3 separate regions of the Homo sapiens genome follow, and all the other regions are linked to region 1. The links are chromatin contacts, found by Hi-C or POLR2A ChIA-PET in ENCODE. All regions are on one chromosome and are shown on one strand. The core of a region is the stretch at or near the end of the contact, and the rest is flanking DNA. Distances in the headings are between cores, read along the strand shown.

Region 1 (4,325 bases), core at 1-2,500:
AGCGCCATCCAGTCTATCTCTCGCTCCCAGCGGGCCCAGTCCCACCACACGAAAGAGTAGCTTTGCGTGCACACATTCTGGTAATAGCGGTACCTGCGGGCAGTGTCATGAGCAGGGGCGCATCCCACCCTGGAGGGTCCACGGCCCTGGAACAAATCCCCCATCCCCCACCTAGAGGAGAGGGGAGGGGCTCCAAACTCGGCCCTTCTGCTGCACACTGGGACCCACCCCAGGTGGAGCTGAGACCAGGTACCGGGGCTGGGCTTCTGAGGCACTCGTCCCCTGCACTCTCCCAGGGCCCTCTAGCCTGGCGGGTATTTGGGTGGCATATTCCACTTTCATGCCACACTGCCAGAGCCCCTCCTCTGCACGGTGTTTTCCTGGAACGGGGAATCCCTGCCCCCACAGTCTAACAGATGGGCAGGGGAGGACAGCTGTGTGAACACATCACTCCATAGTGTGGCAGGCGCTGGAACACAGGCCTGTAGGGTGGGGGATGGAGGCGTCCTTCCTCAGTCCGCAGGTTCAAAGAGAAGGTGGGGGAGGAAGGCAAGAAAATTCACTCATCACCAATTGTGCACCACAAATTCTATGCCCATCATCGTGCAAATCCTCACAATAACACTGCACGGTAGGCGTCTTCTTTCCGTTTTTCAGGTGGGCCAGCCGAGGCTCTGAAAGGCAGAGTGGCTGGCTCAAGGCCACACAGCTGCTGGAGGCGGCGCAGCTGGGCCTTCCGGCCAGCGCTCCCCGCTCAGCCTCCCGATTTGGGTGGCAGCGGCTCCGGGAGGGGGTAAGCGCCTCGGGCGGACGCGGGGAAGCTTCGGGGCGGTACCTGTTGGGCGTGGCCTCGGTCAGCTCCCCCGGCACGGCTGGCAGTGGCCGCGGCAGGCGCAGCTGAGAGCCGGACCAGGCCACGTGGCAGCCACAGAAGTCGCGCAGGTAGCGGTGCAGCCCCGCGGCGGCCGCCACGCCCGTGGAGCCGCGCACCCGCACGCGCGCCGCGCCGCCGCCGCCCAGGCTGTAGGTGTCCAAGCCCGGCTTGGCAGCCAGAGCGCGCTCCACCGACACGGAGAAGTCGGCCGCGGGGCCTGGCCCCAGCAGCCGGGCCACGAGCGCCCGCACGGCCGCCGCCTCCCGGGCCTCGTCGCCTGCCGCGCCCCCGGCCCCGGCCAGGAGAAGGACCCCCACCGCCGCGGCCACCGCCACCGCCTCCATGGTCTCAGTCCTGCGGGTCCCGCGACGGCCAGGGGGTGGGGCGGCCCGCGTCCAATCAGCTGCCGGCCTCCGGCCACGTGGACCCGAAGGCTAAGCCCGGGCTCAGGGCCAGGAGTCGCGGCTTCCGGGTACCAGGATACTCCCTTGGGGGCGTCTCGTGACCGCACGCGGTGGGGAGCGTGTGACCCCGGCTCCAGGGCCGAAGGGGACCCGCTGGCCCTCACAGAGCGCCTTCGGGTAAAACGCGCTTTCACACGCAAATAACTTCCATCCAACCATCTAATAAATACACATTTGGAGTTTATTTTGTATCAGGCACTGCCATAGCTACTTCCCTACTGATGAACGAGAAGACGGTCCCTACCGTCCCCGTCAGGGAGGTGACCTAGAAACCAGATATTTAACGTAAGTAAGGATTTCCATCATAGTTGTGATGCTGCGAAGTAGTGCAGTAAGTAGCGAAGTAGCGAAGTAAGGTTTCCAAAGGAAGTGACTTTTAATCTGAAACTCAGGGATGAATAGGAATTGGCTAGAAGAGGGAAAGGAAGAGCCTTCCAGACAGAAGAAATGCATTTATTGAAGGCCCTGAGAAGGCAGAGAGCTTGCAGATTTGAGTAACTAACAGGCTAGGAGGTTCGAGGAGGGATGGGGCCATGTGAGCCCAGGCCGGCGGTGGAGCAGGGCTGGCGGGCACGTTAAAGGCTGTCCATTGGCGGCAGCAGCAGCAACATAACAGGAGCTGTCATTTTGTCAGAAGTTTCCAACCAGAGCGACTCCATCTTGAACAGGGGCTGGGTAAAATGAGGCAGAGACCTGCTGGGCTGAATTCCCAGGAGGTTAGGCCTTCGTCACAGGATGAGACAGGAGGTCAGCACAAGATAAAAGGTCACAAGACCCCGCTGATAAAACAGAATGCAGCAAAGAAACTGGTCAAAACCTGCCAAAACCAAGACAGGAAGGTGACCTCTGATCGTCCTCACTGCTCATTATACGCTAATTATAATGCATTAGTATGCTAAAGACACTCCTAGCAGCGCCAGGCAGTTTACAAATGCCATGGCAACGTCCAGAAGTTACCCTATATGGTCTAAACAGTGGAGGAACCTTCAGTTGGGGGGGATCCCCACCCCTTTTCTGAAAAATTCATTACTAACCCACCCCTTGTTTATCATATAATCAAGAAATAACCATAAAAATAGCCAACCTTAGGCCAGGAGCGGTGGCTTACGCCTGTAATCCCAGCACTCTGGGAGGCTGAGGCTTGCAGATCACCTCAAGTCAGGGGTTTGAGACCAGCCTGGCCAACATACAGTGAAACCCCGTCTGTACTAAAAATACAAAAGTTAGCCAGGTGCTGGGCGCGGTGGCTCACGCCTGTAATCCCAGCACTTTGGGAGGCCAAGACGGGCGGATACGAGGTCAGGAGATCAAGACCCTCCTGGCTAACACGGTGAAACTCCATCTCTACTAAAAATACAAAAAATTAGCCGGGCGTGTTGGCGAGCGCCTGTACTCCCAGCTACTCGGGAGGCTAAGGCAGGAGAATGGCGTGAACCGGAGAGGCGGAGGTTGCAGTGAGCCAAGATCACACCACTGCACTCCAGCCTGGGGGACAGAGCAAGACTCCCTCTCAAAAAAAAAAAAAAGAAAAAAAGTTAGCCAGGCTTGGTGGCACACGCCTGTAGTCCCAGCTACTTGGGAAGCTGAGGCAGGAGAATCGCTTGAACGCTGGAGGTGGAAGTTGCAGTGAGCCAAGATCGTGCCATTTGCATTCCAGCCTGGATGACAGAGCGAGACTCCATATCAAAAAAACAAACAAACAAACAAAAAAAGTTGAAAGAGGCCTGGAATCAGATATCAACTTTAGATACTAGGGAAGTATGATTTTTTTTTTTAATCTCAGCTCACGGGAACCTCAGCCACCCAGGTTCAAGCCATTCTCCTGTCTCAGTCTCCTGAGTAGCTGGGATTACAGGCACGTGCCACCAAGCCCAGTTAACCTTTGTAGGGATGGGATTTCACCATGTTGTCCAGGCTGGTCTCGAACTCTTTTTTTTTCTTAAACATTTTATTCATTTTATAGAGAGATTTCTTGTTTGCTTTTGTTCTGATCATTAGGAGAGTGGTTGAGGAGTATTGAATCCATCACTACTTTGATGACACAGGTAAGAGTCCAGATTCACATTTCCAGGTACCAGGAGTTCCCTCTAAATGCCACAATCAAGTCAGCCTTCATTTACATTTCTTTCTGCTGAACACAGCAATGCCCATTGGTATCTCTGAAGCGTAATCGCATCTTAAGTAAAGCAGCTGTTTGGAATTTAACACTCCCCTTCTTTTTTGTCTTATAAACTGAACTGCATCTACGTACTTCATTCCACATTCAATCAAAGCAAGTGCAACCAGCACAGGTGCCCTTCCCAATTCCACAACGCAATGCACTGCAACACAGCAACCTGGCTCTTCACGAAATTTGGTGTTTAACAGGTTTAACCAATCATCTACTATCTGATTAGGGGATGGAGCTCCATCATCAAATGGCCAATCTAGAACGTGGATTCCTTCTTTTTCAACTGGAGCTTTATCATATGTAGCATCACAAACTCAAACCGAAGTCGTCACTCCATACTTCTTAAGTTCCTCTGTGAACTTGTTGAGAGTAGCATTGGTAGGGTTGTGAGTTATCAGAAAACACATGTTCTCATAGGAGATCTCCACAGGGGCTAGACGGTTCATTACGGCAAATAAAAAGTGTGAGCGTGCCTGTGAGTGTGATGGGGAAAGTGAAAAAAAAAATCAATAAATCTTGAAATGTTTAACAACAGAAAACATTAAAAAGACCATGAAAATGCCTATTATCAATCAGTGTTTTCTCTATTCAACTTGTTTATTCCTTATGAAGCTTCTCTCTTCAAGATAAGCAAAGTATTTAGAATCCACTTGAATCCAAATTCAATTTGGGCCTCAATTTCTGCAGATGGATACCTTCGGACTCCAAAAAACCCAACTACATACAAAACTGAAGCAGCCTTTACTACATTTAGGCACTAGTGAGACAAGTTAAAAGTGTAGGTCACTTTCCACTTGTTTACTTGATGCTTAATTTT
Region 2 (4,195 bases), core at 1,642-4,141, 620 kb after region 1:
AGGTGTGTGCCACCATGCCTAGCTAATTTTTTTTTTTTGAGACAGTGACTCACTATGTTGCCCAGGCTGGTTTTGAACTCCTGGACGCAAGTGATTTTCCCACCTTGGCCTACCAAAGTGCTCGGATTATAGGCGTGAGCCAGCATGCCCAGCTGCCCAGCTAATTTTTTATTTTTTGTAGTGACATAGACTCACTGTATTGCCAAGGCTGGGTTGGAACTCCTGGGCTCAAGCCCTCCTTGGCCTCTCAAAGTGATGGGATTACAGGCCTGAGCCTATGCACCTGGCCTCCCAGGAGTATTTCCTTCCTTCCTTCTTTCTTTTCTTTTCCTTTTTTTCTTTTTTGTTTTTTTTTTTTTTTTCTGAGACAGGGTCACACCCTGTCGCCCAGGCTGGAGTGCACAATCTCAGCTCACTGCAGCCTTGATCTCCTGGACTCAAGTGATCCTTCCACCTCGGTCTCCCAAGTAGCTGGGACTACAGGTGTGCACCACCATGCCCTGCTAATTTTTGTTTATTTTTTTGTTTTGTTTTGTTTTGTTTTGAGACGGAGTCTCACTCTGTGGCCCAGGCTGGAGTGCAATGGCACGATCTCTGCTCACTGCAACCTCTGCCTCCTGGGTTCAAGCAATTCTCCTGCCTCAGCCTCCCAGGTAGCTGAGATTACAGGCACCCGATACAGTGCCCAGCTAAATTTTTTTTTTTTTTTTGCTTTGAGATGGAGTTTTGGTCTTGTTGCCCCCGCTAGAGTGCACTGGTGCGATCTCGGCTCACTGCAACCTCCGCCTCCTGGGTTCAAGCGATTCTCCTGCCTCCGCCTCCTGGGTTCAAGCGATTCTCCTGCCTCCGCCTCCTGGGTTCAAGCGATTCTCCTGACTCAGCCTCCTGAGTAGCTGGGATTACAGGCACCTGCCACCACGCCCAGCTAATTTTTTGTATTTTTAGTAGAAACAGGGTTTCACCTGTTGGCCAGGCTGGTCTGGAACGCTTGACCTCGAACTCAGGTGATCTACCCACCTAGGCCTCCCAAATTGCTGGGATTACAGGCATGTGAATCACCACGCCCGGTCTTTTTATTTTTTGTAGAGATTTGATGGTGGTGGTGGGGGCTCTTACCATGTTACCCAGGCTGTACTTGAACTTCTGGGCTCTAGCAATCTGCCTGACTTGGCCTTCCAAAATTCTGGGATTACAGGCATGAGACAGCATGCCTTGCCTGGAGTGTATCTTTTTTTTTTTTTTTTTTTTTTTGAGATAGAATCCTTCTCTGTCACCCAGGTTGGAGTGCAGTGGTGCAATCTCACCTCACTGCAACCTCCACCTCCCGGGTTTAAGCGATTCTCATGCCTCAACCTCAAGAGTAGCTGGGATTTATAGGCGTGTGCCACCATGCCTGGCTAATTTTTGTATTTTTTGTAGAGATGGGGTTTTGCCTTGTTGGTCTTGAACTCCTGACCTCAAGTGATCCCCCACCTTGGCCTTCCAAAGTGCTGGGATTACAGGTGTGAGCCACCAAGACTGGCCACCCCCATTTTAGGACAAGAGAAGAGAGGTGATAAGGAACTGCTATTTCAAAAAGATGAATGGGAGGGAAGGGACCAGAAAGTGACATCATCAGGGAACACTTGATTCAGGCATGGGTAGCAAGTTCAGTTACCTTACTCCTGGCAGCAACAGGATTGGGGGAGGGGGTCTTGGAGAAGATTTTGTCTGCAAATGTCGCAACACTGTTGCAGTGTGAGTATGACCCAAAGTGCTTGGCAGGGGGACAGGCCTGCTGCTTCCCTGCATTCTGGGCTGACCTCTTCACCTGAGTCGGTCAGTGGACGCTTTTGGCCTCCTTCCTGGAGCTAGACAGCTGTTAGGCTTAGGGAGCAGCTCCGGACCTACAGGGTTGGGGTGCAGGTAGGGAGGGAGGCTGCAGCATGTCAGAGTGGTAAATACATGTCCTGATTTCCAGGACTGATTTCACATATTCTGCCCCACAAGTTCACCAGCACCTGTCAGATTGGATGTCCCAGTTTTTGGTTTGGAAAATTCGATCTGTCTCAGGTAATGGAGAAGGGGGAGACAGCAGTTCATTCATTCCAGTGTCTAAGCCTGTGGTTGGTGGGAACAAGAGACTGTCTGGGATGGCTCCAGCCCTTCGCTGGAATCTCGCATTGAATTCCTAGCTCCGCCCTGATCCGTGCTGAGGCGAGCAGGTGAGTGGGACGGACAGCGCTGTGCCTGCACCCTCCTAGCCCCACTTGCTTACCGCGGCCCCTGCCTTATCCCACACTGGGAAGTATGCTCTGTTAGCCTCGGCTCAGCCTTGCCTCATCGGCCCAGTGGGGAGAGTCCAGGGAGGAGAGAGGCTCCACGTGCTAAAGGAAAGCGGCCTGCCAGACACTGCTGCTTAAGGAGACTGTCTAAGCAATCGGATTCGGTGCGGCCGAGATGCAGACGTCCGTTTCTCCCAAGGGAAGGAGCAAGGGTACTCCAGGTCCCAAAGCTGCGTTACAGCCAGTTGGGCTAATCCTACCCGCCCCTCCCCCAACTCCCCGAGTGGCAATCTGTCCAGCCCCTCAAGCGATCAGGCCACAACCCCCAGCACCGCGCGTTCTCCTCCCAGCCTAGCCCGGCCCATCTCCCCACCCGGGGCCCCGCCCCGGCCCCGCAGGCTCCCAAGAGGCGGTGGATGGGCCAGCGGGACTACAAGTCCCAGCAGGCCCCGGGGCCCGCCCTCGTGGGGCGGAGCCAAGCCAGCAGCGAATTGGGAGGAGCCCTGGCGCTCAGGCTAGGGAACGCGTGTGGCCAATCGCGGGGCCGTTCTCGCCGCGAGCCGATGGGGGCGGGGAAAAGTCCGGCTGGGCCGGGACAAAAGCCGGATCCCGGGAAGCTACCGGCTGCTGGGGTGCTCCGGATTTTGCGGGGTTCGTCGGGCCTGTGGAAGAAGCGCCGCGCACGGACTTCGGCAGAGGTGAGCACGGGAGGCTGTTTTCGCTGGCTGGAGCCCGCTCGCCCTAGGAGCTTCCTGCCTCCGTCCCCCAACCCGGAACCGCCTTCCCCGACGCGGGCTCGGTGCCCACGCGCCCTGCTCGGAAGTTTTGAGGGTCTTAGCTTTAGGTTAGCCTTCGCCCGGGGTCCCGGCCGGTGGCCGCGTGTCGACGCCCCTCCCCTCCCCCCGCGCGACACACACATATTCCAGTTCCTGGGAGTTTGCATGGGGCTTGCCGCCATCCTTGCCTCTTCTGCCTCTGCCACATTGCATGGTCCCCCTCCTGGCGCGCCTCACCCCTCCCGGGCACAGCTATCGAGGCTCCTCGGGCTCATCGGGACGCCTTTTGGCTCCATCCGGGTTCCCCCATCGGATGCCGGGACGGGAAGTAGAGAAAGCGGTGGCGACTGGTCCCACTCCGATTCCTCACTGGCCGGGCTCAGGCCCTTCTTGGTTCCGTGGGTACAAAATTGAGCTCCACGCCCAAGTGGAGAGAATGAGCTATGCGCGCCTCCGGGGCGGGCCACGCGGGGCCAGGCTGCCCCAGGGTGCCCGAGGCCTCGCCTCGTCTCGCCGCGAGGACTGGAATCTCGCAGCAAGGACCCTCCTCGCACTGGAGGTATCGTCGAGTCCAGCCCCTAAGTGACAGATGGCCGGGGTGCCACCCCACCCTTGAGCTGACGCCAAGTCTGGCCGGGGAAAGGTCCTCAAGGGGCTGGAGGATGCTGCCGCCGCCCTCCTGTCGAGCCTGGCAATGGGCCAGTCCCAGCGCCTGCCGCGGTCTCCAACCTTGGCAGATACCGTGCAGTGCCGAGTTCTGCCGTTATGGGGTCCCTGGAGGTCTTCCTGGGAAGAGGATTTTGGAAGAGACGATAAGGAAAAGTGCACAGCACAGTTTGGCCAGCTAGCCTACTCCTCTCCACCCTTAACTTTCCTCTGTGTTTTCAGCTGGCTCAGCTGAACTAAAATGTGGGGTGAGGGACAGCTGGTAGGTCTCATTTGCCCAGATGGGTGATTTTCACCTCTTAGAAACCTTCCTAAACAGCTTGGGGGGCGGTAGTGGGAAGACCCCTCAGACACTGGACAGCTTATGGCTCCATCCCCGTTCTGACACTATGCCTGCCGCAGTAAGGGGCACTCACAGAATTCTGCCTCTCTAGAATTTACTCCAGGGATTGCCTGTCTTCTCAAAAAATAAATAAATAAATACCTACA
Region 3 (4,851 bases), core at 1,325-3,824, 670 kb after region 1:
TTTGTGTGTTAGAAAGATTTCCCTTCCTTAGCCTCTTCCTCTCACCAGGCTTATGAAGCTCTAATAAAAAAGATGTGTTTGCTTCATTTTAGGACACTATCTTGATCAGAAGAGGCTGAAGCAGGGGCTGTATCGTCATCCGTGGGATGATATTTCATATGTTCTTCCGGAACACATGAGCATGTAACAGAGCCAGGAACCCTACTGCAGTAAACTGAAGACAAGATCTCTTCCCCCAAGAAAAAGTGTACAGACAGCTGGCAGTGGAGCCTGCTTTATTTAGCAGGGGCCTGGAATGTAAACAGCCACTGGGGTACAGGCACCGAAGACCAACATCCACAGGCTAACACCCCTTCAGTCCACACAAAGAAGCTTCATATTTTTTTTATAAGCATAGAAATAAAAACCAAGCCAATATTTGTGACTTTGCTCTGCTACCTGCTGTATTTATTATATGGAAGCATCTAAGTACTGTCAGGATGGGGTCTTCCTCATTGTAGGGCGTTAGGATGTTGCTTTCTTTTTCCATTAGTTAAACATTTTTTTCTCCTTTGGAGGAAGGGAATGAAACATTTATGGCCTCAAGATACTATACATTTAAAGCACCCCAATGTCTCTCTTTTTTTTTTTTTACTTCCCTTTCTTCTTCCTTATATAACATGAAGAACATTGTATTAATCTGATTTTTAAAGATCTTTTTGTATGTTACGTGTTAAGGGCTTGTTTGGTATCCCACTGAAATGTTCTGTGTTGCAGACCAGAGTCTGTTTATGTCAGGGGGATGGGGCCATTGCATCCTTAGCCATTGTCACAAAATATGTGGAGTAGTAACTTAATATGTAAAGTTGTAACATACATACATTTAAAATGGAAATGCAGAAAGCTGTGAAATGTCTTGTGTCTTATGTTCTCTGTATTTATGCAGCTGATTTGTCTGTCTGTAACTGAAGTGTGGGTCCAAGGACTCCTAACTACTTTGCATCTGTAATCCACAAAGATTCTGGGCAGCTGCCACCTCAGTCTCTTCTCTGTATTATCATAGTCTGGTTTAAATAAACTATATAGTAACAATGAAGGCATACTGCTGGCTCCTGGCATCCATATCCTTTGATCTGTATTCCTTTGTAACTGTACTTTTTTCCAGACAGGGTATCACTCTGTCGCCCCAGGGCTGGAGTACAGTGGCACCATCACAGCTCACTGCAGCCTCCATCTCCTGGGCTCAAGCAGTCCTCCCACTCCAGCCTCCCAAGTAGCTGGGACTACAGGAGCATGCCACCACTCCAGGCTAACTTTTGTATTTTTTGTGGAGATAAGGTTCTGCTGTATTTCCCAGGCTCTTCTGGAACTCATGGACTCAAGCAATCCATCCTCCTTGGCCTCCCAAAGTGCTGTTACAGGCGTGAGCCACTGTGCCTGGCCTGGCCTGAACTGTACTAATAGTTTCAGTATATATGGTTTTAAAAATGCTCATCTACGGTCAGGCGTGGTGGCTCATGCCTGTAATCCCAGCACTTTGGGAGGCTGAGGCGGGTGGATCACGAGGTCAGCAGATCGAGACCATCCTGGCTAACACGGTGAAACCCCGTCTCTATTAAAAATACAAAAACTTAGCCAGGCATGGTGGCGGGCGCCTGTAGTCCCAGCTACTCCGGAGGCTGAGGCAGGAGAATGGCGTGAACCCGGGAGGCGGAGGTTGCAGTGAGCCGAGACCCGCGCCACTGCACTCCAGCCTGGGCGACAGAGCGAGACTCCGTCTCAAAAAAAAAAAAAAAAAAAAAATTAGCCTGGAGTGGTGGCGGGCGCCTGTAGTCCCAGCTACTCGGGAGGCTGAGGCACAAGAATCGCTTGAACCCGGGCGGCGGAGGTTGCAATAAGCGAAGAGCGCGCCACTGCACTCCAGCCTGGGCGACAGAGCGAGACTCCGTCTCAAAAAAAAAAAAAAAAAAAAAATTAGCCTGGAGTGGTGGCGGGCGCCTGTAGTCCCAGCTACTCGGGAGGCTGAGGCACAAGAATCGCTTGAACCCGGGCAGCGGAGGTTGCAATAAGCGAAGAGCGCGCCACTGCACTCCAGCCTGGGCGACAGAGCGAGACTCCGTCTCAAAAAAAAAAAAAACAAAAAACCCAAAACAAAACAAAAACAAAAAGAAACAAAAAAAAAAACGGATAACGAGTAACTCATTCATCCCTCATCCACTTAGCTGGGGCTAGATCTTATAAAAATCCTGTATTGCCACTCAAGGCTTTAACAACAGGTGATGGTCTAAGGTGGCTTTACTCGACAAAATGACTGCAGAGAGCATGCTACCCACTAAGGAAAGGAAGCGAGCCATACTCGCACCGACGCCCTGGGGGTAGGCCTGGGGCGAAGTCTTCTGGACTGGGCGACTGTTACTGACGGACCTCACCAAGGCAGGCAGAGCTGCTGGAGGCGAGGCGGCGCTGCTGGAGGCGAGGCGGCGCTGCTGGAGGCGAGGCGGCGCTGCTGGAGGCGAGGCGGCGCATGTGCGGCCGGCGGGCGACCTGGCCCCGCCCCGCGCGCACTATTTAATCCCAGAATCCCTCTGTGTCGTACCAACAGCCGCATCGTTCCGAGGCTGTGGAGGCCGGGCGCAGCGGCGTCAAGATGGCGGCTGCGGCAGTGGCGGCGGCGGCGGCGGCGGCCGCGGCTGCATCTCTTCAGGTACTGGAGATGGAGAGCATGGAGACGGCCGCCGCCGGCTCGGCAGGACTGGCCGCCGAGGTCCGAGGCAGCGGCACGGTGGACTTCGGGCCTGGGCCGGGGATCTCTGCAATGGAGGCGAGCGGGGGCGATCCGGGCCCAGAAGCCGAGGATTTCGAGTGCAGCTCTCACTGCTCAGAGCTGTCCTGGCGGCAGAACGAGCAGCGGCGCCAGGGCCTCTTCTGCGACATTACCCTGTGCTTCGGCGGGGCTGGAGGCCGCGAGTTCCGGGCCCACCGCTCGGTACTGGCTGCCGCCACCGAGTACTTCACGCCCCTGCTCTCGGGCCAGTTTTCCGAGTCCCGCTCGGGACGGGTGGAGATGCGCAAGTGGAGCTCCGAGCCGGGGCCCGAACCCGACACAGTGGAAGCCGTAATCGAGTACATGTACACCGGGCGCATCCGCGTCAGCACGGGCAGCGTGCACGAGGTGCTGGAGTTGGCCGACAGGTAGGCGAGGGAGGCGGGAGCGCGGAGGGCGGCGGGCGCGGAGAGGGGGAGATGCTCGCTGGCGGAGGGGAGGGCAGTGCCTGCCACGGCAGCTCGCGAGTCCTGAGTGAATGCATTGGTTTCACACTCGCTGAGCGCCTGCTTGGGGGCAGCCACCGCGGTGGGCGAGGAGGATGCACCATCAGGTCCGGCGAGGGCGCCCCGCGCCCAAGGAGCTCAGATACTAGGTGATGGGACAAAAGTGATGAAAAGGAAAGTCAGTATGTGGTAACTGTTGTGCTGACGTTCAAAAGGAATGAAAGGCTAGGGATTGAATAAAGATCTTTCTGAAGAGGTGAAGTTTAGATCGACCTCTGAATGTCAAAAAATAACTGACCGTGCAAAGATGGGGAATGAATATTCCAGACAGCGCAAACGCCCTCAGGCAGGATCCAGTTTGGCTTAGAGAAGAGAATTAAAATATAGTCCAGTGAGGCTGGATCTAGTGGATGAAGGGGAGAAGGATGCGTGAGATGCGTTGGAATAAGGAGTTTGGATTTCACTAAGTGTGATAGGAAGCTGGGTAAAGAAATAGCTCATTTAAATATTTTAATATTATTCTGCCACTGTGTTAAACGGATTGTAGGGAGCAGGAATGCTCCAGAGACTGGTTAGAAGGCAGGTAATACCGTTTATAGAGATGGAGAGGCGTTTGTTTTGGCAATTATCATCTTACAGATACATTAACAAAAATGCCTATTGAGCGCCTATTACGCATCAGCTCAGATGCGGGATTCTAAGGTGCTAGGGTTTCAGCAGTGATCAAAACAGACAAAAGTCCTTTTCCTTATCGCACTTAGGTTGGTAGATGGACGGTAAATAAGTAAAATGTATAGCCTGTTGGATGATTGTTAAATGTATAGCCTGTTGGATGATTGTCATCACTGATGAAAAATAAAGCATGGGGGGAGTACATAGAAACTGCTGGGGGAGAGGAAGTGTTTTCCAAATTGGGTGGATAGAGAATGCCCTATGAAGAAGACGTTTTGCTAAGAACCGAAGGAGGTAAGGTAGACTGTGTCAGGTAGGGGACACAGGTACAGAGGCTCTGAGGTGGAGCTTGTATGTTAGAGAACAGTGGGGAGCCAGTGTGGCTGTATCAAAGGGATGCAGGATGAGAGGAACAGGAGAAGCCCCAGGATGGTAATGGGCAGGGATCCAGATCCCGTAGGGCCTTGATGGCCTGTGGAAGGACATGAGCTTTTACTCTGATTGAAATGGGAAGGTTTGGGGCAGAGGAATGATGCAGTCTGATTTGATGAATAGTGCTGTGCTGAAAAAAGGATGTGGCGGCCAGGCGCGGTGGCCCACGCCTGTAATCTCAGCACTTTGAGAGGCCGAGGTGGGTGGATGCTTGAGGTCAGGAGTTCGAGACCAGCCTGGCCAACATTGTGAAACCCCTGTCTCTACTAAACGTACAAAAATTAGCCGGGCGTGGTGGTGTGCCTGTAATCCCAGCTGTTGGGGAGGCTGAGACACAAGAATCGCTTGAGCCTGGGAGGTGGGAGGCTGAGGTTGCAGTAAGCTGAGATTGCGCCGCTCTACTCCAGCCTGGCGGACAGAACAAGACTCTGTCTCAAAAAAAAAAAAAAAAAAGAACAAAGGATGTGGCATTGGGGAGGAGGGGGCACCAAGGGCAGA

The links. Hi-C counts contacts between places; a loop is a spot of excess contacts on that map. ChIA-PET counts read pairs that join two places held with the same protein, here RNA polymerase II (POLR2A). Pooled maps may share reads with other maps.
Region 2: a loop to region 1 is called in a pooled map, with 5 times the contacts of the local background. The contact joins the promoter of ACLY here to the promoter of NAGLU in region 1. A Hi-C loop is called at or near these places in 4 of 50 pooled maps.
Region 3: a loop to region 1 is called in a map of naive thymus-derived CD4-positive, alpha-beta T cell, with 5 times the contacts of the local background. The contact joins the promoter of KLHL11 here to the promoter of NAGLU in region 1. A Hi-C loop is called at or near these places in 1 of 168 maps with a recorded cell type or tissue (naive thymus-derived CD4-positive, alpha-beta T cell) and 4 of 50 pooled maps. POLR2A ChIA-PET finds 5 or more read pairs at or near these places in 2 of 52 experiments (PC-3 and activated CD4-positive, alpha-beta T cell).

Annotation. Positions count from the first base shown.
Region 1 is chr17:42,533,166-42,537,490 of GRCh38, reverse strand. NAGLU (N-acetyl-alpha-glucosaminidase) reads right to left here and starts at 1,250. Exons shown (of 6, transcript NM_000263.4): 1 at 836-1,250; 2 at 1-93. The coding sequence starts at 1,218. It also overlaps the pseudogene PTP4A2P1. RefSeq lists silencers at 748-817, 938-1,347 and enhancers at 207-944, 1,458-1,537.
Region 2 is chr17:41,917,647-41,921,841 of GRCh38, reverse strand. It overlaps ACLY (ATP citrate lyase), which reads left to right and starts at 2,891. Exons shown (of 29, transcript NM_001096.3): 1 at 2,891-2,962. RefSeq lists silencers at 2,509-2,768, 3,249-3,488.
Region 3 is chr17:41,863,146-41,867,996 of GRCh38, reverse strand. KLHL11 (kelch like family member 11) reads left to right here and starts at 2,574. Exons shown (of 2, transcript NM_018143.3): 1 at 2,574-3,171. The coding sequence starts at 2,627. It overlaps ACLY (ATP citrate lyase), which reads left to right. Exons shown (of 29, transcript NM_001096.3): 29 at 93-1,079. The coding sequence ends at 187. RefSeq lists enhancers at 1,389-1,889, 1,890-2,390, 4,134-4,643 and a silencer at 2,424-2,613.